Regions from separate parts of the Homo sapiens genome. Here region 1 is linked to region 2. A link is a loop called in an ENCODE intact Hi-C map of the cell type or tissue named here. Cell type or tissue: natural killer cell. All regions are shown on one strand. Links, peaks and the distances in the headings refer to the core of each region. The heading gives the core; the rest is flanking DNA. Region 1 overlaps LINC01278 (long intergenic non-protein coding RNA 1278). Region 2 overlaps ARHGEF9 (Cdc42 guanine nucleotide exchange factor 9).

What was found. Peaks named below come from ENCODE experiments on the same cell type or tissue, not always from the same donor. Only the 100,000 strongest peaks of a DNase experiment are listed, where the experiment ranks them.
Region 1: a loop joins it to region 2, with 4 times the contacts of the local background. A loop is called at or near these places in 1 of 110 quality-filtered maps.

What each region holds. Positions count from the first base shown.
Region 1 is chrX:63,519,874-63,536,826 of GRCh38, forward strand. All of the region lies in intron 1 of LINC01278 (long intergenic non-protein coding RNA 1278), which reads right to left. Among named protein-coding and RNA genes, the nearest start is that of LINC01278, 33 kb to the right of the region's middle. In natural killer cell, for the core only: no CTCF peak of the experiment used is centred there; no DNase peak of the experiment used is centred there; H3K27ac peaks cover 2,131 bases.
Region 2 is chrX:63,736,564-63,753,516 of GRCh38, forward strand. All of the region lies in intron 1 of ARHGEF9 (Cdc42 guanine nucleotide exchange factor 9), which reads right to left. Among named protein-coding and RNA genes, the nearest start is that of ARHGEF9, 40 kb to the right of the region's middle. In natural killer cell, for the core only: no CTCF peak of the experiment used is centred there; a DNase peak (open chromatin) is centred at 9,928; H3K27ac peaks cover 4,084 bases.

The DNA.
Region 1 (16,953 bases), core at 4,312-12,311, 220 kb before region 2:
GACTGACACCTCACGCGGCCGGGTACTCCTCTGAGACAAAACATCCAGAGGAACGATCAGACAGCAGCATTAGCAGTTCACGAAAATCCGCTGTTCTGCAGCCACTGCTGCTGGTACCCAGGCAAACAGGGTCTGGAGTGGACCTCTAGCAAACTCCAACAGACCTGCAGCTGAGGGTCCTGTCTGTTAGAAGGAAAACTAACAAAGAGAAAGGACATCCACACCAAAAACCCATCTGTACACCACCATCATCAAAGACCAAAAGTAGATAAAACCACACAGATGGGAAAAAACAGAGCAGAAAAACTGGAAACTCTAAAAATCAGAGTACCTCTCCTCCTCCAAAGGAACGCAGCTCCTCACCAGTAACGGAACAAAGCTGGACGGAGAATGACTTTGACGAGTTGAGAGAAGAAGGCTTCAGACGATCAAACTACTCTGAGCTACAGGAGGAAATTCAAACCAAACGCAAATAAGCTGAAAACTTTGAAAAAAATTTAGACAAAAGTATAACAAGAATAACCAATACAGAGAAGTGCTTAAAGGAGCTGATGGAGCTGAAAGCCAAGGCTCGAGAACTACCTGAAGAATGCAGAAGCCTCAGGAGCCAATGCAATCAACTGGAAGAAAGGGTATCAGTGATGGAAGATCAAATGAATGAAATGAAGCAAGAAGGGAAGTTTAGACAAAAAAGAATAAAAAGAAAAGAACAGAGCCTCTAAGAAATATGGGACTATGTGAAAAGACCAAATCTACGTCTGATTGGTGTACCTGAAAGTGACGGAGAGAATGGAATCAAGCTGGAAAACACTCTGCAGGATAGTATCCAGGAGAACTTCCTCAATCTAGCAAGGCAGGCCAACATTCAGATTCAGGAAATACAGAGAACGCCACAAAGATACTCCTCGAGAAGAGCAACTCCAAGACACATAATTGTCAGATTCACCAAAGTTGAAATGAAGGAAAAAATGTTAAGGGCAGCCAGAGACAAAGGTCGGGTTACCCACAAAGGGAAGCCCATCAGACTAACAGAGGATCTCTCAGCAGAAACTCTACAAGCCAGAAGAGAGTGGGGGCCAATATTCAACATTCTTAAAGAAAAGAATTTTAAACCCAGAATTGCATATCCAGCCAAACTAAGCTTCATAAGTGAAGGAGAAATAAAATCCTTTACAGACAAGCAAATGCTGAGAGATTTTTGTCACCACCAGGCCTGCCCTAAAAGACCTCCTGAAGGAAGCACTAAACATAGAAAGGAACGACTGGTACCAGCCACTGCAAAATCATGCCAAATTGTAAAGACCATCGAGGCTAGGAAGAAACTTCATCAACTAACGAGCAAAATAACCAGCTAACATCATAATGACAGGATCAAATTCACACATAACAATATTAACTTTAAATGTAAATGGAATAAATGCTCCAACTAAAAGACACAGACTGGCAAATTGGATAAAGAGTCAAGACCCATCAGTGTGCTGTATTCAGGAAACCCATCTCACCTGCAGAGACACACATAGGCTCAAAATAAAAGGATGGAGGAAGATCTACCAAGCAAATGGAAAACAAAAAAAGGCAGGGATTGCAATCCTAGTCTCTGATGAAACAGACTTTAAACCAACAAAGATCAAAAGAGACAAACAAGGCCATTACATAATGGTAAAGGGATCAATTCAACAAGAAGAGCTAACTATCCTAAATATATATGCACCCAATACAGGAGCACCCAGATTCATAAAGCAAGTCCTTAGTGACCTACAAAGAGACTTAGACTCCCACACATTAATAATGGGAGACTTTAACACCCCACTGTCAACATTAGACAGATCAATGAGGCAGAAAGTTAACAAGGATACCCAGGAATTGAACTCAGCTCTGCACCAAGTGGACCTAATAGACATCTACAGAACTCTCCATTGCAAATCAACAGAATATACATTTTTTTCAGCACCACACCACACCTATTCCAAAATTGACCACATAGGTGGAAGTAAATCTCTCCTCAGCAAATGTAAAAGAACAGAAATTATAACAAACTGTCTCTCAGACCACAGTGAAATCAAACTAGAACTCAGGATTAAGAAACTCACTCAAAACCACTCAACTACATGGAAACTGAACAACCTGCTCCTGAATGACTACTGGGTACATAACGAAATGACGGCAGAAATAAAGATGTTCCTTGAAACCAACAAGAACAAAGACACAACATACCAGAATCTCTGGGACACGTTCAAAGCAGTGTGTAGAGGGAAATTTATAGCACTAAATGCCCACAAGAGAAAGCAGGAAAGATCCAAAATTGACACCCTAACATCACAATTAAAAGAACTAGAAAAGCAAGAGCAAACACATTCAAAACCTAGCAGAAGGCAAGAAATAAGTAAAATCAGAGCAGAACTGAAGGAAATAGAGACACAAAAAACTCTTCAAAAAATTAATGAATCCAGGAGCTGGTTTTTTGAAAGCATCAACAAAATTGATAGACCGCTAGCAAGACTAATAAAGAAGAAAAGAGAGAAGAATCAAATAGACACAATAAAAAATGATAAAGGGGATATCACCACTGATCCCACAGAAATACAAACTACCATCAGAGAATACTACAAACACCTCTACACAAATAAACTAGAAAATCTAGAAGAAATGAATAAATTCCTCGACACATACACCCTCCCAAGACTAAACCAGGAAGAAGTTGAATCTCTGAATAGAACAATAACAGGCTCTGAAATTGTGGCAATAATCAATAGCTTACCAACCAAAAAGAGTCCAGGACCAGATGGATTCACAGCCGAATTCTACCAGAGGTACAAGGAGGAACTGGTACCATTCCTTCTGAAACTATTCTAATCAATAGAAAAAGAGGGAATCCTCCCTAACTCATTTTATGAGGCCAGCATCATCCTGATAACAAAGCCGGGCAGAGACACAACCAAAAAAGAGAATTTTAGACCAATATCCTTGATGAACATTGATGCAAAAATCCTCAATAAAATACTGGCAAACCGAATCCAGCAGCATATCAAAAAGCTTATCCACCATGATCAAGTGGGCTTCATCCCTGGGATGCAAGGCTGTTTCAATATACGCAAATCAATAAACGTAATCCAGCATATAAACAGAACCAAAGACAAAAACCACATGATTATCTCAATAGATGAAGAAAAGGCCTTAGACAAAATTCAACAGCCCTTCATGCTAAAAACTCTCAATAAATTAGGTATTGATGGGACGTATCTCAAAATAATAAGAGCTATCTATGACAAACCCACAGCCAATATCATACTCAATGGGCAAAAACTGGAAGCATTCCCTTTGAAAACAGGCACAAGACAGGAATGCCCTCTCTCACCACTCTTATTCAACATAGTGTTGGAAGTTCTGGCCAGGGCAATCAGGCAGGGGAAGGAAATAAAGGGTATTCAATTAGGAAAAGAGGAAGTCAAATTGTCCCTGTTTGCAGATGACATGATTGCATATCTAGGAAAACCCCATCGTCTCAGTCCAAAATCTCCTTAAGCTGATAAGCAACTTCAGCAAAGTCTCAGGATACAAAATCAATGTACAAAAATCACAAGCATTCTTATACACCAACAACAGACAAACAGAGAGCCAAATCATGAGTGACCTCCCAGTCACAATTGCTTCAAAGAGAATAAAATACCTAGGAATCCAACTTACAAGGGACGTGAAGGACCTCTTCAAGGAGAACTACAAATCACTGCTCAATGAAATAAAAGAGGACACAAAGAAATGGAACAACATTCCCTGCTCATGGGTAGGAAGAATCAACATCGTGAAAATGGCCATACTGCCCAAGGTAATTTATAGATTCAATGCCATCCCCATCAAGCTACCAATGACTTTCTTCACAGAATTGGAAAAAACTACTTTAAAGTTCATATGGAACCAAAAAAGAGCCTGCATCGCCAAGTCAATCCTAAGCCAAAAGAACAAAGCTGGACGCATCACGCTACCTGACTTCAAACTATACTATGAGGCTACAGTAACCAAAACAGCATGGTACTGGTACCAAAACAGAGATATAGACCAATGGAACAGAACAGAGACCTCAGAAATAACGCCGCATATCTACAACTATCTGATCTTTGACAAACCTGACAAAAACAAGCAATGGGGAAAGGATTCCCTATTTAATAAATGGTGCTGGGAAAACTGGCTAGCCATATGTAGAAAGCTGAAACTGGATCCCTTCATTACACCTTATACTAAAATTAATTCAAGATGGATTAAAGATTTAAATGTTAGAACTAAAACCATAAAAACCCTAGAAGAAAACCTAGGCAATACCATTCAGGACATAGGCATGGGCAAGGACTTCATGTCTAAAACACCAAAAGCAATGGCAACAAAAGCCAAAATTGACAAATGGGATCTAATTAAACTAAAGAGCTTCTGCACAGCAAAATAAACTACCATCAGAGTGAACAGGAAACCTACAGAATGGGAGAAAATTTTTGCAGTCTACTCATCTGACAAAGGGCTAGTATACAGAATCTACAATGAACTCCAACAAATTTACAAGAAAAAAACAACCCCATCAAAAAGTGGGTGAAGGATATGAACAGACACTTCTCAAAAGAAGACATTTATGCAGCCAAAAGACACATGAAAAAATGCTCATCATCACTGGCCATCAGAGAAATGCAAATCAAAACTGCACTGAGATACCATCTCACACCAGTTAGAATGGTGATCATTAAAAACTCAGGAAACCACAGGTGTTGGAGCGGATGTGGAGAAATAGGAACATTTTTACACTGTTGGTGGGACTGTAAACTAGTTCCACCATTGTGGAAGTCAGTGTGGCGATTCCTCAGGGATCTAGAACTAGAAATACCATTTGACCCAGCCATCCCATTACTGGGTATATACCCAAAAGATTATAAATCATCCTGCTATAACGACACATGCACACGTATGTTTATTGCGGCACTATTCCCGATAGCAAAGACTTGGAACCAACCCAAATGTCCAACAATGATAGACTGGATTAAGAAAATGTGGCACATATACACCATGGAATACTATGCAGCCATAAAAAATGATGAGTTCATGTCCTTTGTAGGGACATGGATGAAGCTGGAAACCATCATTCTCAGCAAACTATTGCAAGGACGAAAAACCAAACACCGCATGTTCTCACTCATAGATGGGAATTGAACAATGAGAACACATGGACACAGGAAGGGGAACATCATACACTGGGGCCTGTTGTGGGGTGTGGGGAGTGGGGAGGGATAGCATTAGGAGATATACCTAATGTTAATTGACAAGTTAATGGGTGCAGCACACCAACATGGCACATGTATATATATGTAACAAACCCGCACGTTGTGCACATGTACCCTAAAACTTAAAGTATATTAAAAAAAAAAAACCATAACTACCGTTAAAATAAAAAAAAAAAGAGAAAGTCACTTAGCTTCTCTGGTTACATTTTTTCACATCCGCAAAATTAGTAGAGTAAAATTAGATAGTAATTTTATGGGACTTCGTAGTTTTAATAATCTGTGACGCTCAGACCAGTTTTTCCTAGACCAAATCACAAGAATGCTCATAAAAGCCTTTCGTTGCCTGGAGTTTTGTTGGTAGGCCAGGCTATAATTTAAAAGTTTAATCTGCTTAATAATTTAAGCAATTAAAGTGCATGAACATGTAGTGCTTGGGGCAGGAACACCTGCACTCTCTGACACTCACAACTCTGTGACCATAGCTGAGAAACGGAAATTAAATGACAAAGAAAACCTCTGTGAAACCAAATAGCTCCAGCGTTAAGACCCACAGAATGTACTCAAAAGAGAGCTCTTAGACTAGTCATAAAAACTGGAGTTAATCATGCTTAACGAGTTCTACTAATTAGGTAACTGCTGCCTGAAACACAGAGCAGTGTTAAGAAGAAATTTTGAGATCTTAAGTGGACTCTATGAGAATAGAAACTATGATAAATTGTCATTGTTTGCCATGGACAAGAGCAGACCTATGGTAGCAAATGTGCTCTATATCTTTACATGGAACTTAGTCTTAATTCACAAATAATTCTAGCAAGTTTAATGATTTAATCTGTTAGCATGTAGCAGAATAGAAACCATAATTTAGAAAGTTGGGAGAGGGGTTGCTAAAGTGGGCTCACTAAAAGCTGTGAAAGGCTGCAGCACAAAGCAAGGATACAAACATGATAATTTGTTTTTTCCTTTAAGTTGTAGGATACATGTGCAGAATGTGCAGGTTTGTTACATAGGTTATGTGTGTCATGGTGGTTTGCTGCACTTATCAACCTGTCATCTAGGCTTTAAGCCCTGCATGCATTAGCTATTTGTCCTAATGGTCTCCCTCTCCTGAGCCACCACCCTCCTTACAGGCCCCAGTGTGTGTTGTTCCCCTCCTTGTGTCCATGTGTTCTCATTGTTCAACTTCCACTTATGAGTGAAAACATGAGGTGTTTGTTTTTTTGTTCCTGTGTTAGTTTGCTGAGGGTGATGGCTTCCAGCTTCATCCATGTTCCTGCAAAGGACATGATCTCATTCCTTTTTATGGCTGCATAGTATTCAATGGTGTATATGTACCACAATTTCTTTATCTAGTCTATCATTGATGAGCATTTGGATTGGTTCCATGTCTTTGCTATTGTAAATAGTGCTGCAATAAACATACATGTGCAAAACATAGTAATTATTATAGTCATAGATCAAAGTCACAGAATTGTAACAAACTAGGGACCATCATGTAAGACACATTGGTCCTACAAACCATAGTAAGCTAGGCCTAAAAATGTCAGTCTATTACAATTCAGTTTGATAAGTGATACATATACTGGCGACCCAATGCATATATCAGGACAAAGGTACAGTTATTTTCACTATGTCCTGATAAATAACATCCAAAATCCTGAACCTGATATATTAGGCCTAATTCATCCTCTTCTCCAGATGCCTGTAATCTAAAATCCAGCTATATAAATGCCTTGTTGTTTACAAAATATGGCATTGTTTCTCTCAACTCAGGGCTTTTCAAATATTATTTCTTCTGCCTGTGACATCCTCATTTTAGTTACTAAATCGTAGCTATCCTTCATAACCCAGCTCTAATGGTTGACACCTCTAAGATACATTTCCTGGCACTATTCTGTCACTTCACCACACCCCAGGATACCACACTTCATCCAAGTGTAAGATTATACCTCTTGCCCTCTGCTTCCCTGGCAACCTGTTCAAACCTCAATTGTAGCACCTATAACCTGGTACTGGATGTCTGCTCTTTCTTTCTACATTATTAGCTTATTCAGATTACTCATATTTCTCTTCAGTGCCTAGCCAGCCCAAGATGCTGTATTTCTTAGATAAATTAAAATTTAAAATATCCACAAGGCTTAGAGATTTTCAAGATTTTCTAATATTTAGAAATTTGCCAATATATAAATGACTTGCTATTCAGAGCTTAGCCTGCTGGCCTGTTCAGGATGGCTCAATGAAACTTCCACTAGGTAGTATTTTGCTAAAATTTTTTTCCAATCACTCAAGACTGTTAAAACTTTCTGTACTAAAAAGCATTGTAAGATGCACTTGTACTAATCTGAGCATTTCACAATTGTTCTAAATTGTGGAATTATAATTTAAAGGCAAAATGCATAAATACTTTTTCATTTGTTCAGTCCAAAAATACTTACTGAGTCTCTGTCATGAGTCAGACACTATGCTTGGCCCTAAAGATAGAGTGATCAGAAAGATGGTCATCCATCCTGTCCTCATAAAGATTACCAAGTATTTGCTTTCTCTGTGTACTGAAAAGAATTAACAAAACAATTCTTTCAATATAAAATAGCAAAAAAAAAAAAAACCCTCGAAATACAGTAATGGCACTATTCTAAATTTAAATAGCTCGTTGCCTTTGATAGAATGCTACAAATACCAAAAGGACAATACTATCAGGTGAGTATTACTGGTCCAATTCTGTAGACAATGAAATTGAGGTCATGAAATGTTAAATAACCTGGCAAACATCATAAAGCTGGAAGATGGTGGAGAGTGGACTCAAACCCAGAATTATGTGGGTTCAAGGCCTATTCACATTCCCAATTCTCATGGCCCATTAATAGTTACATGGAAAAAACACTGGGCCATGTATATGTATTAACGTAATGTAATATTTGTAAAGGTGTTTTAAACTTTTTAATTTCTTATTGATACATAACATTTGTACATATTTATGAGGTACATGTGATTTTTTTATATGTATATAATGTGTAATGATCAAGTCAAGGTGTTTGAGGTATCCATCACCTCAAGTATTTATTATCTATATGTATTGGGAAAATTTCCAGTCCTGTCTCCTAGCTATTTTGAAATATACATTGTTGTTAACTATAGTCACACTACTTTACTAAATTGATCTCAAGGAGGTAGAGATTAGAATGATAGATACCAAAGGCTAGGAAGTATGTATGGGTGAGGGGACAGTGAAGAGATGTAGAAATATACAGTTAGATCTTTGTAAAGATTTTTATGTCGTTGATAGTTTCCTTAGAACTTGGTTTAATCTTTACTAATTTACACGTAAAAGATTATAAATAATTAATTTGTTAGAGATACATATTTGCTAAGGCATACAGCTGTTCATACAATTTTTATAAATACATATCTAACAACAGAAAAGAAGGCGGCACAAAATGGCAAAATAAAAGGCTCCACTAATCATCCCTGCTGCAAGGACACCAACTTAACAACCATCTACACATACACACAAAAAAACACCTTCATAGAAAACAAAATTCAGGTGAGTACTCAGAGTACCTGGTGTTAACTTCATATTGCTGAAGGACGCACTGAAGAGATAGAAAAAACAGCCCTGAATCACCGATGCCCACCCTCCCCTACCCCCCAGCAGCAGCTGCATGGTGCAGAGAGCTTCCTGGGGTCGGGGAGAAAGAACACAGCAATTGTGAGGCATTGAACTCAGTGCTGTCCTTTAGAGCAGAAAGGAAAATTGGAACAAACTCAGCTGATGCCCGCACATGCAGGGAGCATTTAAACCAGCCCTAGCCAAAGGGAAATCACCAATCCTAGTGATCAGAACTTGAGTTCCCACAAACCTCGCCACCAAGGCCTACAGTGCTCTGTGTCTCCAAGTAAACTTGAAGGGCATTCTAGGCCATAAGGACTGAAACTCTTAAGAGAGAGCTATTACTGAACTTGGCCCAAAGACAGTGGACTGGAGTAGCTCATGAAATACTGAGACACCAGCTGGGGCAGCCAATGGAGTGCTGGCATCACTCCTTCCCTACCCCAGGCTGCACTGCTCATGGCTCCAAAAAAGACCCTTTCCTCTTGCTTGAGGAGAGGAGAGGCATGAGTAGGAAGGGCTTTGTTTTGCATCTTGGGCACCAGCTCAGCCACAGCAGGATAGGGTACCAATAAGAGTAGGGAGTCCCCCGTTCCAGGCTGTAGCTCCCAGATGACATTTCTAGACATTTCTGGGCCAGAAGGGATCCTGCTGTCTTGAAGGAAAACACTCAGTTCTGGGACCATTCATCACCTGCTAACTGAAGGGCCCTTGGGCCCTAAATAATTAGCAGTGATACCTAGGTACTATGTTGAGGACCTTGGTGAGCCTCTGAGACTTGCTGGCTTTGGGAGGGACTCAGCACATAACCAGCTGTGGTGGCTATGGGGCAAAATCCCTTCTGCTAGAGAAAAGCAGAGAGAAAAAGGGACTTATTCTTGCACCTTAGGTACCAGCATAGCCACAGGGGTTTAGAGCACCAAGTGGGTTCCTGGGGCCCACTGCTCTGAATGGTGAGTCCCAGGCCAGGTAGCAATCACGACAAGCTAATTTAAGAGATCTTGAGCCTTAAGGGAAGATCAGAGGTATTCTGGCAGTACTCTTTGTGGCCTAAGAATGATAGCTACCGAGAGAGGCTCCTCCGCCTTTGGAAAGAGAAAGAGAGTGGGAAGTACTGCATCTTGTGGTTTGAGTCCCAGCTCAGCCTCAGTACTACAGAACATCGGGTAGACTTTGAAGGTTTTTGACTCTGGTCACTGACTCCCAGATGGCACCTCTGGACCTACCCAAGGCCTGGGCGACCCTGCTTCCCTGGAGGAAAGGAAACATCATAAAGCTGGAAGATGGCAGAGACTGGACTCAAACCCAGAATTATGTCTGCCTGGCTGGCTTTGCCACCCACTGACTGTAGAACCCCAGGGCCTTGAAAGAACACAGCCAGTAGCCAGGGAGTGGTTATAGCAGGCTTTGCGTGACACCCAGTGCTGTGCTGGCTTGAGGTCTGAGTCAGCACAGTCATGGTGGTGGTGGCAACAGGGGTGCTTGTGTCACATCAGCCCCAGCTGATGGCTAAGAATGAAGAGATTATCTGTATGTTTGGGAGAAAGAAGAAGAAGGGAACAAGAGTCTCTGCCTGGTAATCCAGAGAATTCTCCCAAGTCTTATCTAAAACCATCAAGGCAGTATCTCTACTAGTCTGCAAGAACTACAGAAGACTGGGCTTTGGATGCCTACTATAGCAGAAACAGCTTACATCACAGTACCCAAGTTTTCTTCAAATATCTGGAAAGCCTTCCCAAGAAGGATGGCTACAGATAAATCCAGACAGTGAAGACTACAATAAATACCTAACTCTTCAACACCCAGACAATGAAGAACATCTAGTAGTATTAACAACATCTAGGAAAACATGACTTCACCAAGTAAACTAAATAAAGCACCAGGGACCAATGCTGGAGAAACAGAGATATGTGACCTTTTAGACAAAGAAATCAAAATAGCTGTGTTGAAGAAACTCAAAGAAATTCAAGACAACACAAAGAAGAAATTCAGAATTCTATCATATATACTTAACAAAGAGAATGAAATAATTAAAAAGAATCAAGCAAAAATTCTGGAGCTGAAAAATGCAACTGGCATACTGAAGACTGCATCAGAGTCCTTTAATAGCAGAATGGATCAAGGAGAAGAAAGAATTAGGGAGGTTGAAGACAGGCTATTTGAAAATACACAGAGGAGAAAAAAGAAAATGAATAAAATACAATAAAGCATGCATAGAGAATCCAGAATACAGCCTCAAAAGGGCACACGTAAGAGGTATTGGCCTTAAAGAGAAGGTAGAGAAAGTGAGGAGGGTAGAAATAGTATTCAAAGGGATAACAAGAAGAAACTTCAAAAACCTAGGGAAAGATAGCAATATTCAAGTGCAAGAAAGTTATAGAACACAAAGCAGATTTAACCCAAAATAGACTACCTCAAGGTATTTAATAATCCAACTCCCAAATGCCAAGGATGAAGAAAGGATCCTAAAAGCAGTAAGGGAAAAGAAACAAAAAACATACAATGAAGCTCCAATATGTCAGGCAGCAGACCTTTCAGTGGAAAACTTATAGGCCAGAAGACAGTGGCATGACATATTTAAAATGCTGAAGAAAAAATCTTTTAACCCAGAACAGTATATCTGGCAAAAATATCCTTCAAACATAAAGAAGAAATAAAGACTTTCCCAGACAAACAAAAGTTGAGGGATTTCATCAACCCCAGTCCTTTCCTACAATAAATGCTAAAGGGAGTACTTCAATCAGAAGGAAAAAAACATTAAATGAGCAAACAGAAATCACCTGATGGTGTAAAACTCACTGGTAATAGTAAGTACACAGAAAAATACAGAATACTATAACACTGTAACTGGTATGTAAGCTACTCATGCTAAGTAGAAAGACTAAACAATGAACCAATCAAAAATAGTAAGTACAATAACTTTTCCAAACATAGTGAGTACAATAAGAAATAAATAGAAACAATAAAAAGTTTAAAAAGCAAGGGAATGGGATTAAAGTGTAGTTTTTATTAGCTCCTTTTCTGTTTGCTTGTTTGCTTATTTATGCAAATATTGTTAAGTTGTTATCAGGTTAAAATAACAGGTTATAAGATAGTATTTGCAAGCTTCATGGTAACCTCAAACCAAAAATCCTACAGTGGAGACACAAAAAATAAAAAGCAAGAAAACTAAATCATATCACCAGAGAAAATCACCTTCACTAAAGAAAGACAGGAAGGAAAGAAAGAGGGAAGAAGACCACAAAACAACAAGAAAATAACAACAAAATGACATGAGTAGGTCCCTATTTATCAATAATAACATTGTACAGGAATGATCTAAACCGTCCAATCAAAAGACGTAAATTGGCCAAATGGGTAAAAAAACAAGACCCATTATTCTGTTGCCCACAAAAAACAAACTTCACATATAAATACACAAATAAACTGAAAATAAAAAGATAGAAATAGATATTCCATGCTGATGGAAAGCAAAAAGAGCAGGAGTCACTATACTTATATCAGACAAAAGAGATTTCAAGACAAACCTACAGGAAGAGACAAAGAAGGTCACTATATAATGATAAAGGGGTCAATTCAGCAAGAGGAAATTACAATTTTAAATATATATGCACCCAACACTGGAGTACCCAGATATATAAAGCAAATGTTATTAGAGCTAAAGAGATAGGCCCCAATACAAAAACAGCTGGAGACGTCAACACCCTACTTTCAGCATTGTACAGATATTCCAGACATAAAAATCAACAAAGAAACATTGGACTTAATCTGTACTATAGACCAAATGGATCTAACACATATTTACAGGACATTTCATCTAAGAGCTGCAGAATATACATAGATCATTCAAAAAGACAAACCATATGATAGGTCAAAAAACAAGTCCTAAAACATTAAAAAAAGATTGATATAATATCAAACATCTTTTCTGAAAACAATGGAATAAAACTACAAATTAATAACAAGGGATTTTGGAAATGATATAAATACATGGAAGCTAAACAATATGTTCCTGAATGACCAGTGAATCAATGAAGAAATTAAAAGGAAATTGAAAAATTTCTTCAAACAAATGACAATGGAAACACAACATATCAAAACCTCTGGGATACAGCAGCAAAAACAGTACTCAGAGTGAATTTTATAGTTATTAAGTGCCTATATCAAAAAAGAGGAAAAATTTCAAGTAAACAATCTAACAATGCATCTTAAAAAACTAGAAAAGCAAGAGGAAACAAACCCAAAATTAGTAGAATAAAAGAACTAATAAAGACTAGAGCAAAAAATAAATAAATAAAATTGAAATAAAAAAAAATCAGTGTGGCTGGGTGCGGTGGCTCACACCTGTAATCCCAGCACTTTGGGAGGCCGAGGTGGGCAGATCACCTGAGGTCAGGAGTTTGAGACCAGGCTGACCAACATGGAGAAACCCCGTCTCTACTAAAAATATGAAATTAGCTGGGTGTGGTGGTGCATGCTTGTAATCCTAGCAACTCAGGAGGCTGAGACAGAAGAATTGCTTGAACCCGGGAGGCAGAGGTTGCAGTAAGCCGAGATCGCACCATTCCACTCCAGCCTGGGCAACAAGAGTGAAACTCTGTCTCAAAAAAAAAGAAAGAAAGAAAGAAAGAAAATCAATGAAAAAAAAGAAACCCTGGTTTCTTGAAAAGTTAAAAAAAAATAACAAAACTTTATCTAGACTAATAAAAAGAGAAATATTCATATAAATAAAATCAAAAATGACAAAGGAGACATTGCATCTGATACTGCAGGAACTCAAAGGATCATTAGTGGCTACTATGAGCAACTATTGGAAAATCTAGAATAAATAAAAAAATTCCTAGACTCATACAACCTACCAAGATTGAACCAAGAAATCTAATACCTGAACAAACCAGTAACAGTTAACGAGATCAAAGCCATAATAAAAATTCTTCCAGTAAACAAAAGCCCAGGACCTGACGGCTTCACTGCTGAATTCAATCAAACTTTTAAAGAAGAACTAATACCAATCCTACTCAAACTATTATGAAAGATAGAGGAGGAGGGAGTACTTGCAAACTCATTGTATGAAGCTAGTATTACCCTGATACCAAGACCATACAAAGACACATAAAGAAAAAACCAACACAGGCCAATATCGTTGATGAATATTGAGGTGAAAATCCTTAACAAAATACTAGCAAACCGAATTCAACAATATATTAAAAAGATCATTTATCATGACCAAGTGAGATTTATCCCTTGGATGCAAGGATAGTTTAACATACACAAATGAATCAATGTAATATAAACAGAATGAAGGATAAAAACCACGTGATCATTTCAGTTGATGCTGAAAAGTCATTTGATAAGATTCAACATCCCTTCATGATAGAAACCCTCAAAAAACTGGGAATAGAAGAAACATACCTCAACATAATAAAACCGCACGATCTCACTCATAGGTGAGAATTGAACAATTAGAACACTTGGACACAGGAAGGGGAAGATCACACACCGGGGCCTGTTGTGGGGTGGGGGGAACGGGGAGAGATAGCATTAGGAGATATACCTAATGTAAATTATGAGTTAATGGGTGCAGCACACCAACATGGCAAATGTATACATATGTAACAAACCTGCACGTTGTGCACATGTACCCTAGAACTTAAAGTGTAATTTAAAAAAAGGAAAAAAAAAGTCATATACAAGAGGCCAACAGCTAGTGTCATTACTGAATAAGGAAAAAACTGAAAGCCATTCCTCAGAGATCTGCAATGCGACAAGGATGCTCACTGTCACCACTGTTATTCAACACAATACTGAAAGTCCTAAGTAAGGCAATGAGACCAGATAAATATATAAAGACATCCAAGGTGGCAATGAAGAAATACAATTATCCTTGTTTGTCAATATGATCTTATATTTGGAAAAACCTAAAGACACCAGAAAAAAAAACTATTAGAACTGATAAATTCAAGAAGGTTGCTGGACACAAGATCACCATACAAGAATCAGTTGCATTTGTACATGCCAACAGTGAACAACGTAAAACAGAAATTTAAAAAGTAATCCCATTTACAACAGACACATAAAATTAAAATAACCAAATGAGTGAGAGATATCTATGATAAAAATTATATAAAACACTGATGAAAGAAATTGAAGAGGGCACTAAAAATGAAAAAATATTCCAGCTTTACAGATTGGAAGAATCAATATTGTTAAAATGTTCATACTACCCAAAGCAATCTCACATTCAATGCAATCCCTATCAAAATACGAATGACACTATTCACAGAAATAGAAAAAGCAATCCTAAAATTTAAACAGAACCATGAAAAACCTAGAATACCCAAAGCTTTCCTAAGCAAAAAGAGCAAAACTGGAGGAATCACATTACAGTACCTGACATCAAATTATACTCCAGAGCCGTAATAACAAAAACAACATGGTACTGGCATACAAACAAACACATAGACCAATGGGATAGAATAGATAACCCAGTTACAAATCCACATACCTACAGTGAACACATTTTTGACAAAGGTACCAAGAACATACACTGGGGAAAAGACAGTCTCTTCAATAAATGGTGCTGGGAAAACTGGATATCCTTATGCAGAAGAATGAAACTAGACCCCTATATCTCACCAAATAAAAAGTCAAATCAAAATGTGTTAAAGACTTAAATCTAAGACCTCAATCCATGAAACTGCTGCAAGAAAACATTGGAGGAAATCACCAGGACATTGGTCTGGGCAAAAAAAATTTCTTGAGCACTACCCACAAGCGCAGGCAAACAAACAAAAAAATGGACAAATGAGATCACAACGAGTTTAAAAGCTTCTGCATAACAAAGGATACAATAAACAAAATTAAGAGATAACCTACAAAATAGGAGAAAATAACTGCAAACTACTATCTGACAAAGGATTAATAACCAGAGCAAGGAGCTCAAACAATTCTACAGGAAAAAAATCTAATAATCTGATTAAAAAATGGGCAAAAGATTTAAACAGACATTTCTCAAAAGAAGACCTACAAATGGCAAACAGGGATATGAAAACGTGCTCAACATCATTGATCATCAGAGAAACGCAAATAAAAATTTAATGAAATATTATTTCACCCCAGTTAAAATGACTTATAGTCAAACAAAAGGCAAGAACAAATGCTGGTGAGGATGTGCAGAAAAGGGAAGCCTCGACACTGTTGGTGGGAACGAAAATTAGTAAAACCACTATGGTGAACAGTTGAGAGTTTCCTCAAAAAACTAAAAATACAGCTACCATGTGATCCAGCAAGCCCACTGCTGGGTATATACCCCAAAGAAAGGAAATCAATATATCAAAGAAATATTTGCATTCTTATGTTTGTTGAAGCACTATTTACAACAGCTAAGATTTGGAAGCAAACTAAGTGTCCATCAACAGATGAATGGATAAAGAAAATGCGGTAGATATACACAATGGAGTATTACTCAGCCATAAAAAGACTGAGATCCTGTCATTTGCAAGAACATGGGTAAAACTTGAGATCATTATATTAAGTGAAGTAAGCCAGGCACAGAAAGACACACAATGCATTTTCTCACTTGTTTGTGGGATATAAAAATCAAAACAGTTGAACTCATGGGCACAGAAAGTAGAAGGATGGTTACCAGAGGCTAGGAAGGATAGTGGGAGGATTTGGGGGAGGTGGGGATGGTTAATGAGTACAAAAATTACTTAGAATGCATAAAACCTACTATTTGATAGCACAACAGGGCAAGTATAGTCAATAATAACTTAATTATACATTTTAAAATAAAGAGTATGATTTGTTTATTTGTATCTCAAAGGATAAATGCTTGAGGGGATGAATACCTCTTTCTCCTTGATGTTCTTATATCACATTGTATGCTTGTATCAAAACATCTCACGTATCCCATAAATATATACACTTACTATGTACCCACAAATATTAAAAATAAAAATAAAAACTTAAGGGGAGGGGCCAAGATATCCAAATAGAAACAGCTCTGGTCTGCACCTCCCAGCAAGACGAACGCAAAAGGAGAGTGATTTCTGCATTTCCAACTGAGGTACCCAGTTCATCTCATTGGGA
Region 2 (16,953 bases), core at 5,086-13,085:
AATGAGAAAAGCTTCCTAAGGCATCAAGTTAGTTAGCAGCAGAGCTGCCAAGATTAGAAACCAAGCCTATAGTCTTAGAAGAATGGTAGCCAATAGTTTTTGGATCATGTACCTCTAATGTTAAAAACAAAAATACAAACATTTAGCTATTCTTGTCACAAAAAAGTAATTCTGTGAAATGACAGATATGCTTCACTACAGTAACCATTTTACTATCTATCTATATTACAATATCATGTTGTAAACCTCAAATATACACAATAAAATTTATTTTACAAAAAACAAAACAAGAAACACCTATCCCAATATTTAAATATTAATGTAGTATGTGTTTTATAAAAAAAAACTCCACAAAATAGAAATTAAATAACAATGAGATTAACAATTTAATATATAAAGAACTAATATTTTCTCCCTAAGTCTCACCTTGGAGGTTACCGCTTTCAACATTTTCTGGTGCTCTTCTCTCCCACTGCTCTATAGACATCATCCCTTCAGTACTAAAACCAGAACCTGACTTTCCCTCCCTGCTCAGGGTCCCAAACAGGTCTGACCCTGAAGATTAAAAGATAAGAACACTTCAGTATGAAGGATTAGTAAAGATACTTCCAGAATCTCCCCCACGACCAGATGATTTTTGCTAAGGAATCTCAAATTCAAATTCACACTAAAATGCAAATGTCAGTAATAAAAACTGGGATGGGAAGAATGAGCTCTAGGTGTAGCTTGATTCTGGACTTGCTGTATGAACTTGGGCAGATCCAGCGCCTCTCTGAGCCAGCTGTATTAAATTATTTCAAATGGAAAGTTGAGGTCATCTTTGACATATGCTGCTGCTTTGCTTCTAAAAGCAGGTTTTGACAGGGGTGGGGTGGCCCCCCAAAAAAAATGAAACAAGGAAGTCAGGAGAGGGATGGGGTGGAATAAAAAAGGTCAGAAGACAAAACCTGAGTATTTCAAAATTTTGCCATGGGCTATCTCCCACTCAAAATACAACACCAGTACAGGGATGGCTTTTGGGTTCCACTGGCAGAAGGAAAAACACTGCCTTTTCCACCCAGTTCAGACCACTGGGTTCAAGCCACCCAAAGTAGTGTCTATGAAAATATTAAGTTGCACTTCTTCCATCTGCTCAGAACATCACAATTGCTAAGTTGCCTTCATATTCATGAGCTCACTGGACCCACCCAGAAATCCTGGGGATAAGCAGAGTGGGGATGAGTTGTTCCATTTTAAAGGTAAGGAAACTAATTTGTGAACAAAGGAAGTTACCCAGCTATCCCAGGAGCACAGAGGCCAGGAGAAAACCTAGATCTACTGGCGCTGGTCCAGTGGGGTTTTTTTCCTAATAATAAAAAATGGCTAACATTTATTGAATGTTTACTATGTGTCAGAGACAAATCTAAGTTTTTACATATAATAACTCATTTGATCCCTAGTTTAAAGATAAGGAAACCAAAGTTCAGAAAAACAATGAAGTAACTGTTGAAGTTCATAGAGCCAGAATCCAAACCTGAACCCAGACAGTTTCCCTCTAGAATCAGTGCTCTTAACCTCTACTTTCCACAGCACATCTTCACATCCCCAAAAGGTGAAATTCAATGAAGTATCAAAGAATCTCCAAAGCATAGCAAGGTACAGAACAATATGTGTTGTATATTACCATAAAAAAGAGAAAGAGGAATATATTCATATTTGTTTATACATCCACATAACATTTTTCTGGAAGGACTCATTGGTGGCCTCTGCAGAGGGCAGGGAGTGGAAGGGAGACTTTTCACTGTGCACTCTCTTGGACCTTTTGAATTTTGAAACATGTGAATATATTTCCTATCCAAAAATAAAATTTTAAAAATAAGGTATCTATGGTCAAAAGAGATTAGGAAACTGCATGGCTACTTCTTGGCAGGGCTGTGCCAGCTAACCTTTTCCTATTCACTTCTCTGGGCTCTCAAATTTGAAGAAAAGAAAGTTCCTCTCCCCATTTTTCCTGAAGCACCGCATTCCCCCCACCCCACTTCCCTGCCCCACTGCTTATCCAATCCCACAGAAGACATCCCTCAAAATGAATACTGTAGTCATTTTGGAGGTTTGAGCAGCAAAAGTGAAGATAACAACAGATTGGATTAGGCTCCCACAGCCAATCAGTGGAAGATAGGAAAATAATGCATCAGCAGCAATACAAATGAAGAGAGACACAAAAGCCCTTTTCCTCCAATGCCTGCCCCTCAAGGCCTGAGCTCATCAGATTCCTCCATCTCTTTCCTCTCACCACTCCACTCAATGTGTCACCCCTTCCCTCTTCTGGGCTCAGAATAGCAAAAACAAGCAAGCTAGAAAGACTCCAGGAAATCTGACTGAACACGAGAATCTGTGGTGTACAAAGGAAAACCACACTAAGGGAGAAAAGGTAAGCCCAGCTGGGTTTTAATGTCCTCATTGAGGCCAGGTGAAATTCAGCCCAAATGGTCTCCAGAGACACTCCCAGTTTTGGTTCTTGGATTATTTCCATAATCTTATCCCTCAACTATTAGCACAATCCTCCAGAGATCAAGGCCCTCAAATATATTTCCTTAGATCCCTTTCAGCCAACCCCTTAGGCAGGTCAGGGGTACCCAAAAAACTGTGAGGAGGTGCGGGTGACCAAGGTGGATTTTGTGCCTCCAAGAATCCTCCTATTGTCTTGAAGTGGCTTAAACCGGCAGAAGGATTGCTTCTCACAACAGCCTAACATCTCCAATTCTTCACTGCTTCCAACATGCAGGAGACAGCAGGACATGAGCTGCTGTAGGAGGGATGAAGGGACAATCAGCGTGTCTCTCTTGGGCAAGCAGGGAGAGTGCTGGGTAAAGCTGTGCCCCAGAGAACCCCCTGTACTGCTTGTCAGAGAAAAATCTAACTCTTTATATATATTTACTTAAGTAACCTCTGGCAGATTCCTTTAGCACTGGAATTCATTGGTGGCAGCCCAGGGCCAGAGTACATTGGGTTGGGAATCTGAAAGCATGGCTTCTAGTCCTGAATCTACCACCACCTAATCCTGCCACCTCAGACTTGTTTCTCTTTTCTCTGAGCCTCAGTATCCCCATTTGTAAAATGGATATAATAATGCCTTAAAAGAACGGTATGGGAAAGGGGTAGAGAAATAAAGTGAAGTTTCTCAATTACCTCCAAACTATGTGTAATTACAACCTGGATGAAATCTTAACAATCCAAACAGCAGGAACACATGTTCAACATTTTACAAGACACTTTTCACATCCTATGTCACAATGAAGTCTTGCACTTAAAACTCTTATGAGAGACTACAGTTAAGCCCATTCCACAGACCAGAAAACTGAGGGTCAGGAGAACTTTGCCCACAATGTCTGCAGCAGGGGGAAACTTGAACTACATAGTCTAGTTTCTGACCTTCTCCCTCTCAGCAAACCAGATAAAATGGCCATGAGCACAAACACAAAGAGGATTCTCTTAGAGCCAGAGCTGGCACTCTAGGCTGCCTCCTCTGGCAGGTGGCAGGTACAGGTGACCTGGTCTTGCATTTCCTAGTTTAGGAAGAAATCCCTGCTCCTGATGCCTCCCCTTCTCTCATTACCTAGGAGATTCCTGAGGAGCCAAAGCTACATGACCACCTAAATGCTGCAAATCTGTTTTCTTTCCCAGAATGACTGACCTGGCATTGAAAAGCATCTGTATATGTGGGGGTAATCTCAGCATGACTTTGACCAACCTGACTCCATGAGGGTGTCTTCTCTTGGCTCCTTTTTTTTGGCCTTTGCTGTCTACAGCTACTCCAATAGGAGTCAGGTCCAATTGTTGGCAGGAATTGAATCCAGCTTAGGGACAATGATGATGCAGCTTTATGCATGGAGAAAAGTGTATCTTCAAAACATTTTCTCAACTCTTAGCCTAGCTGAGCCTTTCCATCATCTAAGGGCAATACTGGATGTTTTATAAATAAAGCAAGTAAGACTCAGACAGCAGAGGGGAACGTGACTGAGACACACTGTAAGAGGCAGAGTAGCAACTGAAACTCATGTTTCTTGACCTCAAAGCCAAAGCTGAGAAATGGGCATGAGGCTGTTATAGTTAATAGTAACCCAACTGAGGCTCTGAGGATGCTGCTCCCAGGAAAGCCTGGTATTCCCCAGCTACGTGTCCCCCTGCTTCCCACCCTTCACTCAGACCCAATCTAGGGCCCTGTCTTTCCAGCTTCAGCCTTAGGTACCAAGGACCACAAAGGCTTCCCCAGGACACCATGACCTGGTTTCCAGCTTGAGGAACTCTAAAAATAGCAGGTATTCATTAGTGGGGCCAGATGACCCAAGCTGCTGTGCCTAGGGGCTAGGTTGTGGTCATTAAGGATGAGGCTGGTCTCAGACCACCACTAACCCAGGAGAGGATGGGCCACTGCCCAAAGGGATCTCCCGCTTATGCATCCTACCACTTCCCCTCACACCCTAACACCCACAATTTAGATATCTTTGCTCTAGTCCAGACTGTTATTTCATTCCCAAGAAAGATAAACTTTAATATCCAGTGACTTTAGGCCTTCTTTGACATTGCTTCATAACCATATCACTCCACAATGGTTTGTAAGTGAACTGGGGGATGAAGGAGCAGGCTCAAGCTTTCTGCATTGATCAATCCCAATTTGTGTTTTCCATTCTTCTGCATCTGCCTGTTAACTCACATCTGAGGGCTCTGCTCTGAACCCTGTTTACCTTACAGAGCCTGCTACAAAACATGCCATCTTGAACATCCATTTTATTACTGAGCATACTGCCCTCTCAAGTCTAATTTCAAGGTTAAAGGAGAGCCAGAGCAAACTTATGGAGGCCCACCAGCTGGGACCAGTTCCCTGTCATGCCCACTTAGGAAAAAGTGACAGCTGGCTGGCCCTAAGGGAAGGACGTGTTCTGCATCAAAATATGTCCCACATGGCTGTGTGGAGCATGTGGATATGTCCCATAGGTGTGTTCAAGTGTGACTCAACACTCAAGTGTGGAGTGTTGTTTGCCCAAGTAGTCTTTAGGAGTGTGTATCTCAGGTATAGGAGTGCATGTCCTGGGTAACAGTATATCTGAGAGTGCATCTCAGCATGCCCCATATGTATGTGGGTGCACAATTGTGCCTTATATGCATCCATGTGCATTCACACATGCAGATGCGTACAAGTATCCCTCATGTGTGTTCCTGTGTGTGTATCCTGCCTGTGCTGAGAATGTGCAAGTGTGAATATTCCTCCCATGTTTAACTGAATGTGTGTTCCAAGTGTGTTAATGTGAAAATATGTTCCAGCTGTGTGTCCCATGTGTGTCCCAAATACATCCCATGTGTCTGAGTATGTGTAAGTGTGCATCACATATGATCTATCATGTATGTGTATGTGAAGGTACGGGCATAGAGCATGGATAGACAGCAAAGCTGAACCAATTTTCTTCCCCATCAATTTGTTTCTAACAGCCTTCCTTCAAGTCTGGGTCAATCTGCTCTTAAGCAGGACAAAAGACCTGGGTTCAGATTTCATCTCTGTCACTTCCTGAATGTGGTAATCACAGGTGCTTTTCCCAAGAGGCTTAGCCACCCCTCATTCATCTAAAGAGCCTCACAAATGTAAGGTAAATTAGCCATTGGCTGACTAGAGAGAATAGGCAAAGATCACGGACAAATTCTGAGACTCTGGGCAAGTTCCTGCCTCTCCTTAGACCTCAGTTTCCCCAGAAGTACACTGAAGGAACGAGCTCAATGCTTGGGTTCCTCTCACTGTTACCCAGTCACTTCTCAGCTGAAGTACTATGGACAAACTCTGCTTGCTCCCCCCAACACCACAAAGAATCAGTGTGTAGATATGTGCACGTGGATTAGCACCTGCAGATGTCTCATCCCAGCTAGGCCCCCTCTAACCCTCAGCAAGCTATTGGTTGTCTCCCTATTCTTGTCATTCCACACTCATTTTCCCAGTGGCCTGAACCAACTGGAGTAAAAGGAATGGCATACAATCTCCACCAAAGCCCAGGCAAAATGACATGTAGTTTATCCAAATCATTCTTCCCCATCCTTTGGGATGACCATAGAAACTGGTAATGGTAAAGAGCCTGCTTTTAGGATCAAGGCCCAGTCTTTAAGAACATGGCCAGATAAACCCACAGAGAGAAAGCGTCCAAACTAAGTAGGTCACCAAAGACTACAGAATCTGGGGCCACTTTTCTTCATTTTGAAAGGCCTCTCATGTATCCCTGGACAATGTGATATCCAGATGAATTTATTGTAGATCCAGTAGATGCACCAAAATACCAATTAATGGTTCAATGCCAACCTATCCAATTATCCAGTAGCATATGCCTACTTCTTTCTTCTATCTTGATTAACTTTTGTAAAAATGCTTAGAGCCAGGTGTGGTGGCTCACTCCTGTAATCCCAGCATTTTGGGAGGCTGAGGTGGGTGGATCACTTGAGGTCAGGAATTCAAGACTAGCCTGGCCACCATGGCAAAACCCCGTCTCTACTAGAAATACAAAAATTAGCTGGGCATGGTGGCGTGCAGGAGAATTGCTTGAACCTGGGAGGCGGAGGTTGCAGTGAGCTGAGATTGTACCACTGCACTCCAGCCTGGGAGACAGAGCAAGACTCCATCTCAAAAAATAAACAAACAACAACAACAAAATACTTAGACAGAAGCAAACTACAGAGGGAATCTTAAATGGCTTGCCTAGAGACACTTGGTACTGGTGAGTTGATAATACCTAACGCTATATACTATGTTCTTCCTAGCTCACCACTGACTTTAAGATGCAGTACTGACCTGAGTCAATCAAAGCAATTCTCTGAGCTTCAATTTCCTTAGCCATAAAATTGGGAAAATAATCTTGGCTTTGGCCACCTAATAGTGTAATGGAGAAAAGAACATGTGTCAGGAGCAGAAGGCTATACAGTAGTCTTTATCTTCTTGTCCTGCCCCCAGATCAGTGAGATGTTTCCAAACAAAATAATGCGAGTATAAGTGAAGAGTGTTGATTTGTTCTACACAGCTCATTGGGCAAGAACCTGCAATTTCTAAAACAGTTTTTGATCATATCATGAAAACCCAGTAATCCATCACAAATCCTAGCCAAGGATCTAGGGGCCAAGAATTGTTTTTTAATTGCCATGTGCCTAAGTGGTTTATGGCTTGATGGACTTAAGAAGGTGCTAAATAAAAACACAATTAATTTTGGCTTTCTTCCAAGTTCCTCTTTTAACTTTGCAGGAGATGAGGAGAGACAAAGTTAGTCTGCTCTTCATAGCAGCGAGTGTGTGACTGCATGGGAAATGGAGCTTGGGATAAATAAAAGAAAGCTTATTTAAAAACAACAACAACAACAAAAATCAGAAAACAAAACAGCTTTCCACCAAGCACCCAAGACATGGGCCGGGTCACAGGGCCTTTCTTCTTCCAAGGGAGAGAAGTAAAAAGAGTCCTCCAAAAATGACAGACAGAAATGAGGGACAGAGACAATGGGATTTGTTCAAGGTCACACAGCAACTGACTTCACATTTGCACCTCCTTTTTACTCATGTGTACATCTTCCATTCAACCAAATCTTTATAGAGGGCTTACTGAGTGTCAGGCCTCCACTGGGGCAGTCACCCACAGTTCTGCCTGAACTGAAAAATAACAAACTCCTAGTTCTGTGACACTTTGCTTTCCATCACACCACACAGGTTTCCCAAACAACCCTTGAAAGACCACAGTGGCTTGCACATCTTGCAGGTCCAGGAATTCACATCCTTGCATGGCAATGTTCTAATTCCAGCACTACTACAGATGTACTACATTTCCTGGGGCAAGTCCTTTTCTTCTCTGGACCTAGTTCCCCAGCTTCCACAATGAGGAGATTAGAATCAGGACAGCTCCAGCACCTATTTTTCTAGAAAATATAGCTGTCTGCAGTGACTTTAAGTGGCACTGTAACTTCCAGAGCTGAAGCCCAGAAGGCCAGGCTAGAAGCAGCTATGTGACAATAAGTCTTTGAACATTCTTTTTCTCACCTGTGAAATGGAGATAATCTCTGCCCTACCCACTTCACAGGGCCACAGAGAAAATCAAGTGAGACGATGTACAAAATCCACTGAAAAGTGTAAGACTGTTCAAGAGGAGTAGTTAAGAATCAAGTGAGTACCCACTAGCCCCAGTTGCTTTCCTCTTAATCCAAGTAGAGTGTAAGTCTTCCCATGCAGTTCAGTCTAAATTTACAAGACATGAACTTCAGCTGGTTGCATGCTCCAAAGGAAATTAATAAATCCCTCAACTCCCTTTGGGTCCTAAGCACAAAGCAATCTCATCATTTTGCTTTTGTTCTAAGCCCTCCTGCCATGCAGGGCTTATCAGAGCCCCTCCTAGAGATGCCTAGCTCCTCCTCTGCCTCTATCCCAATGCCAAGGCACCTACTCCCCAGCCTTCTTGCCATCCTGCACAATTCACAGAGGGAGGAGGGAGAGAGTGGGTGGAGGAGAGGCTGTGGGAGGTTCAGCTAAAAGTAGCTACTGCCTTTAGGCACCACACTCTGAGGGGGTGGGGGGTGGGCTCTTAGTACATCCTTCCTGCAGCCAGCTGGGCACGGAGGTACATGGCTTTCCTTTCTCTAATGAAGGCAGGCAGGCGGAGAAATCAGCTGCCAAAGCCATTCCCAGAGCTGGCTATGGATGTGCAGTGCTGGCCTCCTCTGGGCCCTGAGGGTAGATGGCCACTCACAGGGCTGCATCTACTGCTCTGCCTCAGGAGAGCTAATGTGGCCTTCAGGAGACTCTGTGTTCCCCTCATCCCCATCCTACTCCCTGGAACTCCAAGGACTACTAACAGGCCTGCTCCCTCTCCAGGAGGTTATATAAAGCTCTTGTTCTCCCAGCCTCTCGTCAGCTTGCTTTCTCCAACCAAACCTGAAAGAGCATTCAGGTCTCTGATCCAGCCAAGGGAGCATAGAGCCAGAAACCTATAGGGGAGGTAGCAAGTTACAGCAGGCAAGAGCCCTATCTAAAGAATCAGAATTCCAGAACTATCACTGCAACCTTGGACCCATCCCTTTCCCCTCCTGTGCCTTAGTTTTCTCACTTGTAAAAAAAGGAATGGGGGCAGTGTGTTGTACTAGGCACTTTAATATCTGCCCCTAAGTGATTCTCTGTAAATCCTGGCCACTTAAATGAAATACCCACCCCCATCACACAACTCTATCCAAGGATGCTCTATCTCCCCAAGCACTATGGCTGGGCTTGGCAGAGCCATCTCCACTCTTCTAATTCCAGTTCCCCTAATGACCAAAATCTGCATACGCAAGATGGTTCCCTGGAACTTTAGACTCTGTCCTCCATACCTGTCCCATGCCCATTTCAACCAGACCATCTGTGCTTTTTCCTGTTTTATATAGAAGCTTCTGGCTAACATTCCATTTGAGAACATAGTTCTTCTACTGAAACCACTCTCATTTTAGTGACGTGGAAGCTGACGCCTAGGTGGGAAGGGCCTTGATCAAGATCTGGCAGCAAGGTAGGTACAGAGCCAGGGCTTAATCCTAGGGCTCCTAAGGCCTTTTCTTGTTTTTTCTCCTACTGCAAGTCTGCCTTCCCTATGCTATCCTTCTGCCATGCATGTACAACTTTCCTTCTTCTCTGCTACCAACACTCAACCTTGGTGCTCAAAGATCAATGGCCAATTCCCATCAGGGGCCTGGAACTAGCACATAAGAGTGATAAGGGCAAGAGAAAAACTGGCCTGAACACATCCCTCTCTAAACCTTTTTTCTTCCTCCACATTGCCCCTTTTGCTCCTTTCTTCAAAGCTTCCTCCTGAATACTGCTCTATGTCAGTAAAACCCCTTTAATTCTCAGAGTCATGACTGCATCCTGACCACAGAGTCCACTATGCAGGCTATACCAGAAGCACTGCAGGATGTGGTATCAAGACGCCTAGGTTCTAGGCCACTAGAACTACCACTACCACTAGTCACTACCACTACCTGTTTGACACTGAGTAAGCTGCTTAATCTTTATGAGCCTCACTTTCTTAACTACTTTTAGGTTTGAGGAAGAAGCCCATGAAATACATAGGAAACCTTATTTGTTGAAATTCTTATTAATAGAAGTAGTATTATTAACCAAGTGAATGGCTACTTAAAATACTGCAGGAAGGGGCTCTGAGCTGTCAAAGCAATCCATCTTTTTCAGACCTATGAGACTGGTATTATATCTATGAGAGGCAATTCTCAATTATCCATGACATATCTCTTTAATAAACAGAATCCCAAACTGGCATACCCTAGCTACTCAATTCACTGTACCACTTCCTTCCCTGTTTGGCAGCCAATGCGTGTTCATACAGTCTCCTTTCCTGCTTGGCGGCCAGTGTGTGCTCAAAGAATACAACCTAAGTTCACTTGTTCTAAAAGAAACCTAAGCCAAGTATAATTAAGAAGGCAAAACTGCTATCCTTAAAACCACTCTGTGTATTCTAAACCTGCTAAAATGGATCTCTGGATTACCTGCTAGATTTAAATAATATCTGTACTCGTGTTGATCATTAATATTAATCACAAAATAAGCACATATTGTTGGAGCTAGAAGAAATCTTTGAAGTCATCAAATCCACCTATCCTTATTTTGCTGATGAAGAAAACCAAATTTCAGAGGAGAGAAGTAATTTGCCTGAGGTCACTAGCAAATGAGCAGAATCTTCCCCATCATTACAGCAAATGTGTAGGAACTGACTTTTTTTTTATTCCTGAAGTGTTCAAACCATCTCACAGCTGATTATTTTAAATACAATTAGGTCTCCAGACTACTCATTCCCTAGGGTTGATTCCTCCTTTTTAGAGTGAGCACAAGCCCCTGGGACTTATCGAGGCTCCCACAGTCCTAGAATAAAATTTCACCATCTGTGAAGCTTGCCTAGTCACATGTGTGATAAGTCAGACAGGCTGAGCTAACATTTCCTATGAAGCATTCCATAGCAGTCATTCTCACCCCTGGCTGAACATTCCCATCACCTCAGGGAACTCTTAGAAAAATATTGATGCCAGGAAACCACTATGATCAACTCAATCAGATCTCTCCCAAAGATTCTAGGAATTGTTGTTACTCTTAATATTCCAGGTGATTCCGATGTGCAGCCAGTGCTGAGAACCACTGGGTTAATGGAAACAATTAAGCAAAACAACAAGAGAAACATACACAAAGAATTTCCGGAACTCTTTGAGCACAAAATATATTCTGTTTTAAAGCTAAATCCATTATGTCCTGCTTTTTCAAAGAGGAGAAAGTAATACACAGAAACTACAGTTGTAGTACTGACCCTCAGCCAAGTTCTGAACCCAGTTTAGAAACATTTGCATTGTAGGCACAGAAAGAAAACAAGAAGCTCTGGAGCCTGCAACCAGATTTACCATGAGTAAGAGGCCAAGTAACTTATACTGCTTTTTCTGATGGGGCTATCAGTTTGGCAGATGCTTGCTATGAACCTAGCATATCTTGATGCCCACAAAGCATACAACAAATCTATCGTGCTATGTTATTCACATTAACACCCTGGTAGGATAAATGCTGGCACAACCAGGTGCAGTCTGCACTGGTTGACCAGATACATACAAAAATTAACAAGTCCCAACTCCAAGAGGGGCTCTGGTGAGGTGACAGAAGAGCTAGCATTAATCATATCATAGTAAACATTTCTTTGAATCAACGACTCGAATGCCATTTATTTGGTGTTCAAATAATGCAACACTAGAAGAGGCTGCTAACCTGTTGTGTGACATGAAGAAAAAAAATAAAAACCTCCCAAAGGCTAGAACAATAGTCCAACCAAACAAATAGAATTTAACTGATGCAGTGCTAGAAGGGACTGCTAATTTGTAGCACAGCATGAAGAAAAAATTTTAAAATCCACAGAAAGCTAGAATAATGGACCAACATGTCAAGATAAAATGTAGCAAGTTTGGTTCAAAAAACCCTGAAGTGGCCAACTTCACAAGAGAGTAGAGGACTGGACTAGACAGTAAATGGTTTGGACCTACATGCTCAAAAGGCTAACTCTTAACCCTGGCTGCACATTTGAATCACCTTAGGGAACTTTAAATTAAAAAAATAAATAAATAAAGCTCCCTGGGATCTAGCCCATGAAAATTAAATCAGAATCTTTCAGATAGGGGACCTGGCATGGGTATTTAAAAAAAAGCTTCCCAAGTGATCTGAATGTTCAGTGAGGGTTGAGAATCAGTAGAAGGCTGCATTATTAGACATTTCACAGACAAAACAAAGTTCTTTTGCACTTGATCTCAGTCAGGTGGCACCTAGAGTAGCATGAACAGTTCTAGGCAGCAGATTTTTAAAGAAATATAGAAAAATAAGTGTGCTTCAAAGAGAAGAACAATTGTATTAAAACTACAGTTCCTTGAAAACATTCTGTATTTTAGGCTTCAGCAATTCACACTGGCCTCTCACCTTGAAGATCCCAAATAGTGAGTTTTCATAAAACTAAACAGAACTCTTTGATGCATATTCAAGACAAAAAGGCATTTTATAGAATGAAAATTCTGAGCAAAAGTGCTATACAAATGAAAGTTATTAAAAATGTGAGTAGCTGAGGAAGCTAGTATGACTTCAGGGATGACTCCCAAATCTCCTTTCTTTCTTTTGTTTCCTTTTCTTTCTTTTTTTTTGGGACGGACTCTCGCTCTGTCACCCAGGCTGGAGTGCAGTGGCATGATCTCGGCTCACTGCATCCTCCGCCTCCTGGGTTCAAGTGACTCTCCTGCCTCAGCCTCCCAAGTAGCTGGACTACAGGCGTGTGCCACCACGCCCGGCTAATTTTTGTATTTTTAGTAGAGACAGGGTTTCACCATGTTGGCCAGGCTGGTCTCGAAATCCTGACCTCAGGTGATCCACCGGCCTCAGCCTCCCAAAGTGCTGGGATTACAGGCGTGAGCCACCACGTCAGGCCCTCCCTCCCTACATTCAACATCACACTAGTTAGGAATGACCAACTCTGACTCTCCTCTCTATTTGAAAGGCAGACCCACTCCCATCCCAACAATCTTGCTGACCTTTACTTTCCTCATCTGTAACACTGGGAATTACAATCATCTCTACCCACTTCACAAGGCTGATGTGATGCTCAAGTTAGAAAGGATGTGAAATTCCTTCATAAACGCTATAGGCCCGTGCACTGATAAGGAGTTATTAGTATTGTCATTACTGGACTGCTTCCTGAGCCTTCTCTCCCCTCTATGTTCTTCCCCTTCTAGTTTTTCCTCTTTGTACTTTCGTGCTAGAGCAAAGTACAATAAACTAAATACTCTATGGAGCTAGATCCACCTAAGACAGAAGGAGACACTCTGAGCAGATACTGGAGAAGCTAAACCTTCATCAAGGATTCTTGGAAAGCCAGAGACTCAGTTGGCCTAGAACAAGTTGCAGAGCTGGAAATAAGAGCTAGAGAGTCCAAGATTCCCCTCCTCCATCCCATTTCTTGGGGCAAAGCCACTGGAGCAAGATCCAGATGCCTTGTAGGAGGTCTTCTGAGGAGGCAGTTATTTTGGGAGAAAAGGCTCAATTCTTATATCCCTGCCCAGAGCAAGCACTCTGCAGGTCAAGGGACCAGAAACTGAGATGGCAGACAAAGGCTAAAGAGGAAGACATGCTTTGTTACCATCCTTCAAACCACCAGACTGTGCCCTCTGGTTGCTCTCAATCTGGGCCTTACCTCAAGGGCAGAAGAGCACCTCACCTACAGCCTTTTTGGGATCTTTCAGCTCCCTAGTAGCTGAATCACACACACACCGGTGGGTGAGAGTCTCTGAGCCAGGGTCCAAGCCCTGTTTACCAGCTCCATTATCAAACTTGCTCTTTCAACTTGTCCAGCCTCCCCCGTCAGAAACTACTACACCAAAACCACAGAAAGAAAAATTCCCAAATTCTATAAAGCTAGGCTGATCAGGATTCCCCAAGCCACAGACAAAATTGGGGCACACTGCACAAGCACACTGCAGGTTCTGACAGATGGAGGCTGTCTCAATGGAAGAAGAATGCTGTTCAGTTTGTTCCCACCAAGATATCACTTCACCCCCTCCCTGATGCAGCCAAAAGTTAGGGTGAAAAAAATTGTTTTTTCAGGACCGGCAGAGCTTCTGGCACTAAAGCTAGGCAGTAAAATGGCACAGTTAATCTTAAGGAGATGGGACTGACTAGAAAGGAATTTGAAACCAGGAGTTTTCTAATAAATAATCTCATAGCTGGACGAGGCTAGGCTCTACATGTCTGCTGTGGACATGTTTCCGAGGCATTTGCAGGAAATTGGGATTCTGTTCTTTCTTTGTTCCCTCCCCAAAAGCATCTCTCCAAGTCCCACTAGGCTCTAGTCCCCTTTTTCTAGAGTTATTGGTGCCTGGGCCTTTAAAGGGTGGGCTCTGGAGCTCAGTGGGTGCTCAGTGATACAGGGGTTGCTAGGATACCAGTAGAGGGCATTTTCTTTAATTCTTTGATGGGGATCCAGGAGCGAAAATCCCTAAGCTGGGATTTTGCCCCTCCTACATGGCAAAAGCTTATCCTCTACTCAAAGGGGCCAGAGAGGAGGGAAGGGAATGGAGGAGCTTTATTGGGAAAAGTTGGGACAAATCAGAGAGGAAAAGTCCTCTTCTCTTTTTTACTTCTCACCCATTTACAGTGGGGAGGTGGGAGGAGGAGGTGGTGTCAGGGGTGGGAAGAAAGGAAGAAGGAGAAAGATTAAGAGAGAAGGCAGAGGAGGAAGGAAAAAAGAAGACAAGTCAAAATGCATAGGGTTCCGCTTCTCTGGGCTGCATTTCTCATTTTCTCCCACTCTTTTCTCTTTTTGCTAGAGAAAAATATCCTCACAAGTCTGAAGCAGAAATGCCAAACCTTTAGGATTCACACAAGTAAAAAGTCACACTGCTACCTTTTGTTCTCTACTCTCAAATTCCCTTCTGGTTGCTAGATGGTGGCCTGCCATCTGGCTAGCAACATCCCTTTATTTGCCTGGAGACAATTTTAAAAGCGCTAACCCATTTCAACAGCTAAATTACTAATGGAAGGGCTCATTCAAGACACCTCCTTAGCCTGAGGGGTTTTAGGTGGTGAAAAGAGGAATGGCATGGGTGATACCCATCCATCCCAGCATTTGTGAAATCCTTATAGGTCCTAGCACAAGGAGGCTATTCAGAACTGTGGAACTCAATACTGTCTTTCTTCATTCCTACCACCACACCCCGCATCCACACTCAGGAGTGTGCTCCCCCCCACACACCCCCATGAACATACTGCCACACACCCTACACACACACATACATTCCCAGAGGCTTTCTGCCAAAGGTCTGTCAGGCTCACAGAGGAGAAGGCATTTCGTGACACTATTTAAGTCATAAACCTAGATCAAAGACTAGTCTCAGAGACCCCTTCTCCCCTTGGGGGAAAAAAAGTCAAAAAGCATTCCCTTATTGCTGTCCCAGTTTCCTTCCCAAATAACTAGGCAAAAAAAACCCCTTCGCTTAAACTTGTTATCCAGGCTGTAGTACCAGATATCCTTCCCCTCCTCCCATCACCCTTTGATTAACATTTTCTTTTCCTTTTCACTTGTCTTTCCAGCTCATCCCCCCCACCCCCCACAACTTCAAGTGTCTAGGGGTCATAAAATCATAAAATGCAAGAACTTGGAAGTCACCTAGTGGAGCCATCAAAAAATGCCAATGTTACTGGGAATCCCAAACCCACCGAGGAGGAAAAAAATTGTCCAAGGTCAAACAGCTGCTGAATGGAAAAAACAAAAAACAAAACAAAACAAAACAAAAAAACAGGTCTGCAGCTGCCCAGCATAGAGCCATTCCCCACTCTCCAACACTGTATCAAAACAAAGTGCCCAGAAAAGATATAAGCTTACTTTAAATAATACAATGAAGCTAAGGGGGGAAAAAAACTCACTAAATTATCTTTGCAAAGAAATAGGTTCTCAGTTCCATCCAGGGGGTCTCCACAAACGGACCAAAGAGTAATTAATAAGAACCAATGCCAGCAAACCTCCCAGATCATGTTTACACCATGGTACTAATCTCACAAAAACCTCAGCTTCTCACCCACACCAAGTCAAGGATAGCATGCTTTGAGGCCCAAAACACCCTCTGACGCCATTAAATAATACTCTCTGGGTCCTGTGGCCAAGACAATTTCAAAGGCCCCCTTCACAGCCCCTCTCCTTTCATAATCATTTCCAAAGAGACTGAACAACCGGACATGGAACTTGACAGCATAATGCCAGCAGATTTGCACATCAGACATGAACAGCCACCCACATGGGTGGAGGGGGAGCATGTGTGTAGATGTGTATGTGTCCTGATTCACTGCTATAATACATGAGCCATAAATGGCATTATTTCAAGCCAGGTAAGCAATGGAATGGGGAAAGCCTGCCTACATTAACAGGGGAGAAAGAAAATCAAAACGCAAAAAAACAAGTATTATACAGACTGGCATGAGACATTTTTTTTCCTGGCTCTGCCAAGAGCTTTCTCAGAGGAAACAGAAATATAAAAATAATAGCAATAGCAATAACAACAGAAACCACCACCACCATCTGATACAGACAAGCAGTCATATCTCAAACTGGAATGTTGCTTCCAGCTCATGTTTTCCATGCTCTCATCCCTTTCCTTCTAGACGTTTTTGGGTTTTGGTGGTCAAATTTAGCACCAAAATTTGATAACTCTTAATTTAGCACATTACAGACTTTCAGTTTGTTATGGGAATGTTTCAATTACAGAGACCTCTGATCTTAAAGTAACAAACGGGAGCAAACAATAGCATCACCACTTTCTCATCAGCCTTATCAAGTTACATTTAAAATGTAGTTCAAGAACATCATTGCAAACGAGATTATCCCAAAGGAGCCATATCCAAATACTATTATTCCCAAGGTGGATA